Linked DNA regions of Homo sapiens: region 1 is linked to region 2. The links are chromatin contacts, found by Hi-C in ENCODE. All regions are on one chromosome and are shown on one strand. Each heading gives the region's core, a stretch centred on a gene start or an enhancer-like site at or near the end of the contact. The rest is flanking DNA. Distances are from core to core; before and after follow the strand shown.

Region 1 (2,700 bases), core at 160-2,659, 170 kb before region 2:
GAGACAGGGTTTTACCATGTTGGCCAGGCTGGTCTCGAACTCCTGACCTCAGGCAATCCACCCGCCTTGGCCTCCCAAAGTGCTGGGATTACAAGCGTGAGCTACTGCAACCAGCCAGAACACTTAGATTTCTTAAGCATCAAGAAAATTTGTGAATAAAGTTGAATACTCTGACTAATGGCTGCCCACACCTCCTGGGATTTAAGGTTCGTGTAATCCTAGGTTTGATGATGTTAGTCATTCTGACCTCACTAGAGCTAGTTGAGGTATAGTGAGACTAGCAAGTATGTGCTTTAATTTGGAAAATCTGAGTTGCATGGTTGTTATGACAACAACTACTATGCAACTTCTGTCAGAGGCTTACCATGAAATTAAAAGGGAAGCAAGTCCATTATCATTATGGTATCCAGATATATGTAGTCCAATGACAAAGCAACACTTCTAATTGGAAAAATGATGCCTCACAGTCTTTGCAGCAGGAAATCATTCACCTTTGTGAGGAACCTGGGAAATGAGTAGAAAGACCTGAGTCAGGTTACATGAGACAGGGACATATGTACTTATGTGAGGATGGAGTCCTCATCAGTTGGGGTAGCCTGAGTTATGCTGCAGAAACAATTCCAAATCTCAACGGCTTAAAACTATTAGTACAAACAGTATTTATAGTTCAGGAAGCTTCTGTCATGGGTCATTCTTAAGGTTCTCTTCTGCTTTATCCTCACATAAGGACGAAGGCAGAGGGAAGTCCCATCTCTGTGTTTCTAAGACTTCCAAGGTGACCAAAGTATAAAAAAGGATACATGGTGTTATGCCCTGGCTTTTAAAATTTTTGTCTAGAAGTGCAGCAACTTTACATTGGCCCAAGCAAGATATATGCCTACACCAACTTTAAGAAATGCAAATTATACCATATGCCTGGAGGAAGAACTTGTAAAACTGGGAGAAGAGCATCAGTGACTAGCACACCAGCATGCTCTCCCATCCTTGGCACTACTGACATTTGGGCCAGACACTTTGTTGTGGGGAACTATCCTGGGCATTATAGGATGTTTAGCAGCATTTCTGGTATCTACCCACTAGACGCAAGTAGAATCCCCTCCCCCAAGTTGTGACAACCGAAAATTTCTCCAGACATTGCCAAAGGTTCCCTGGGTGACAAAATTGTCCCCAGTTGAGAACTATTAGCTTAGAGTAATGCACATAAGAGTCCATACATTTCTAGGCTTTGGAGTTAGACTGCTAAGGTTTGAATCTCAGCTCTTTTATTTTATTTTATTTTATTTTTTAGACACAGGGTCTCTATCATCTGGCTGGAGTGTGGTGGCATGATCATGACTCACTGCAGCTTCCAATTCCTGGGCTCAAGTGATCCTCCCACCTCAGACTCCTGAGGAGCTGAGACTACACACATGTGCGACCACACCCAGCTGATTTTTAAATTATTTTGTAGAGACAGGGTCTCTCTACGTTGCCCAGCCTGGTCTCAAGCTCCTGGCTTCAAGTAAGCCTCACACCTCACAGCCTCCTAAAGTGCTGGGATTACAGGCATGAGCCACTGCACCCAGCCAGCTCTTTCTTTTACTAATTGTGTGACCTTGAGCAGTTACTTAACCTTTCTGGGCCTGGTTTTTTAAATATGTAAAATGAGGATACTGGTTGTACTTCTCTCATAATGTTACAGAGATTGAATCAGGTAGTACAATACTTGTAAAGTGCTTAAATATTGCTTGATATATAGTAAAATATATTAAAAATAGACTTCAGACAAAAAGCACCCATTCAGAGTGGCCTACAGTCTGCAGCAATCCATGTAGTTTCAGGTTCATTTATATTTTATGTCACATTGAATATGCCATTTCAACAAGTGAATCGTCAACATTTCATATTAATTACACACGATGGGTCCTTAGGACCCTATGGCTTACCTTGGTTAAGAACGACTCCATTCACTTCGATAGGGTTTGAAATGAAAAAAACAAACAAAACAGGGTGACTAATGAGAGTGACTCAATAGACTTATATTTAACATACTTTGCTTCTGCCCTTTTCTTTCATTTGATGTTTGTGGGAAATATTTGTGGTGAGCTAGAATTAAAAGTCTATACTTTTTCATTGGAGCACTTGGTCAGAGCAGAGTGCTCATAAGATTTAGATCAAATGTGTTTGATCCCTACCAGCCCAGAACCTGGAACAGGCTACTATCCCAGGAGAGCTAATCATGGCCACATAGGATAGTGGACAAGAGTCAGGGGGACCTCAGGAGCCAGGAGACTCCAGACAGTCAGCTTAAATGTCTTGCTTTAGAACTTTCATGTGGCAGCAACCTTTTATTCAATGTCTATTCATTTGTCCCTGATTAGTGACAAGCACAGGACTGACCCATTGTAGCTGTTTAATAATAATGTTTGGGCCGGGCGCGGTGGCTCACGCCTGTAATCCCAGCACTTTGGGAGGCCGAGGCGGGCGGATCACGAGGTCAGGAGATCGAGACCATCCCGGCTAAAACGGTGAAACCCCGTCTCTACTAAAAATACAAAAAATTAGCCGGGCGTAGTGGCGGGCGCCTGTAGTCCCAGCTACTTGGGAGGCTGAGGCAGGAGAATGGCGTGAACCCGGGAGGCGGAGCTTGCAGTGAGCCGAGATCCCGCCACTGCACTCCAGCCTGGGCGACAGAGCGAGACTCCGTCTCAAAAAAAAAAA
Region 2 (2,700 bases), core at 31-2,530:
CCATGATTTTTTGCCATTAGTGATTATACAAATGCTGTCTAGTCCATTATCCAGATGACATAACCATTTTACGTCCACAATTCACTTCTACAGTTATAAGTAGAATTTTCGTGATTTACATAAGTACACATATCAGTGAAGATTTAATACTGAGATGCAATCTAACATCCGTAATATCTTGTGTTTTGTAGATGGCAGTGTAGGAGAGATATATTTTAATCACTTTTCATTTAAATGAACTTATGTAAAAAATAAACTAATAATTTAGCAGTTCCAAGTCTCCAAAGGGCATTTTCAAATGTCCATAAAATAAATGGTTACAGAAATGTTTAAGAAGCATCTTCATGTCCACATCCTGTTGTAACTGCTGTACCATTTTCTCTTCCAACTCCTTCCCTTTGCCTGCAAGACGGGCTTGGGTAAGATGGATGCTTTGCTTGACTTCTTTGATATCCTGAACTTTCTGTAGCTCTTTATTTTTCTTCAATCTGTTCATTATAAATTTAGCTTGGTGTTTCTGTTTGATCTCTTCAACTCTCTTCATTGCATCAATAGTTTTATTCCATAGCTCTCGCTGGTATTTGATAAGTTCATTTCTATGTTTGTCAAATTCAAATGAATTATCTACTGTAAGCTCTTTACCAGCTGCTTTCTGGAATGGTTTGGTCCGCCTAACTTTGCGAGGATTGCACTTCTTTTTAAAGTGTTTATGACATTTAGATTTACAAAATCCGAACACTTTGCAATCGTTGTGGATGAACAACATGTCATAGCCAGGGTAGATGGGCCCCGAACAGAAATAACACTTCTCGATGCGCATGTTGAACCCGTGTGGTTCCCCACTGACCACACGCTAAGCTTGAGAGCCCAACTACAATTTCTTTTTTGACTTTTCATTTTGAAATAATGATAGAGTCACCAGAAGGTTCAAAGAAAGTGTACAGGGAGGCCCAGTGTACCCTATACCTAGCCTCCTTCAGTGGTGGTAACATCTTGAATAATTACAGTACAAAATCAAAATCAGGAAATTGACATTGAAATGCTCCACAGAGCTGATTCAGATTTCATTGTTTTTATAAGCACACACGTGTGTACTTCTATACAATCTTATTACGAGTGTAGCTTCCTGTAACCACCAACACAATCGAGATACACAACTGTGCCATCACTACAAGGCTGCCTCATGCTGTAACTGCCCAGCGGGTTCACCCTGCTCACTGCCTAGACAGAGCTGTTTTATCAAGATAGGGGAATTTCTACAGAGAAAGAGTCATTCATGCAGAGCTGTCTGTGTGGGAGACCAGAGTTTCATTATTACTCAAATCAGTCTCCCTGAGCATTCGGGGATCAGAATTTTTTTTTTTCTTTTGAGACGGAGTCTCGCTCTGTCGCCTAGGCTGGAGTGCAGTGGCGCAATCTCGGCTCACTGCAAGCTCCGCCTCCCGGGTTCATGCCATTCTCCTGCCTCAGCCTCCCAAGTAGCTGGGACTATAGGCGCCTGCCACTGCGCCCGGCTGATTTTTTGTATTTTTAGTAGAGAGGGGGTTTCACCGTGTTAGCCAGGATGGTCTCGATCTCCTGACCTCGTGATCTGCCCACCTCGGCCTCCCAAAGTGCTGGGATTACAGGCTTGAGCCACTGTGCCTGGCCTATTTTTTTTTTTTTTTTTTTTGAGACAGAGTCTTGCTCTGCCGCCCAGGCTGAAGTGCAGTGACGCGATCTTTGCCCCCTGCAACCTCCGCCTCCGAGGTTCAAGCCATTCTCCTGCCTCAGCCTCCTGAATGGCTGGGATTATTGGCGCCTGCCATCACTCCCAGCTAATTTTTGTATTTTTTAGTAGTGACGGGGTTTTGACATGTTGGCCAGCCTGGTCTCAAACCCCTGACCTCAGGTGATCTGCCCGCCTTGGCCTCCCAAGGTGTTAGGATTACAGATGTGAGCCACTGTGCCTGGCCAAGTGTTTAGCTTTTTAAGAAACTGATATTTTCCAGAGTGGCTATGCTATTTACATTACTATAAATGTAGGGAAATAGATAATTTTCTCTCAATCTTTCATAATTCTTAGTTGGGATGGGCCACTGTAACAAAAAACAGATTAAAAAGAGACAAATAAACAGAAGATTATTAACATGTATACCTCGTGTAGTATACAGGGAGATACCCAGAGAAATTGGTAAATTTCAAAGAGGTGGCTTTGAACTCACACTTAAATGCCATGTCTGCTGAAACAAAAAGAAGGGTGTAGGGAAAGTTGATTATGCTCAGGAAAAACTGGCAAATAAGAGTAAGATTTGTTATGGAGATTTAAGTCAGTGCCTTCTCCATCAATAAAGGATAACTGTCTCCAGTGACTTAGAGTCATCCTGTCCTCCTGGGGTAATGTGGATGATAAGGTAACTTCCACTCTGTTTTCAGAGCTTCTCCTGTGGTTGCAGTTTCCCAAAATAATCAGCTCAAAATAGAGAGGGGAGAGGAGAGAAAGAGAAGGAGAGTTATCATAAGGAATTGGCTTATGTGATTGTGGAGGCCGAGAAGTCCCACCATCTGCCATCTGCAAGCTGGCAGCTGGGGAAAGCCAGGGGTATCATTCAATCTGAGTCCAAAGGCCTGAGAACCAGGGGAGCTGATGATGTAAACTGCAGTCTGAGGGAAGGAGAGAGTGATATTCCAGCTCAAGTCATCTGGCAGAAAAGAAGGACC

Evidence for each region. A loop is a pair of places that touch in the nucleus more often than their neighbours do. Pooled maps may share reads with other maps.
Region 1: a pooled map shows a loop between it and region 2 (14-fold over the local background). The contact joins two enhancer-like sites. A Hi-C loop is called at or near these places in 3 of 37 single-sample maps with no recorded cell type and 7 of 50 pooled maps.

The regions. Positions count from the first base shown.
Region 1 is chr18:58,003,905-58,006,604 of GRCh38, reverse strand. No RefSeq gene overlaps it. Among named protein-coding and RNA genes, the nearest start is that of NEDD4L, 39 kb to the left of the region's middle. Within about 2 kb of position 1,409, at least 4 of the 41 ENCODE cell types and tissues checked have a DNase peak (open chromatin) inside an H3K27ac peak, as active enhancers do.
Region 2 is chr18:57,836,596-57,839,295 of GRCh38, reverse strand. It overlaps the pseudogene RSL24D1P11. Among named protein-coding and RNA genes, the nearest start is that of ATP8B1, 35 kb to the right of the region's middle. Within about 2 kb of position 1,280, at least 3 of the 41 ENCODE cell types and tissues checked have a DNase peak (open chromatin) inside an H3K27ac peak, as active enhancers do.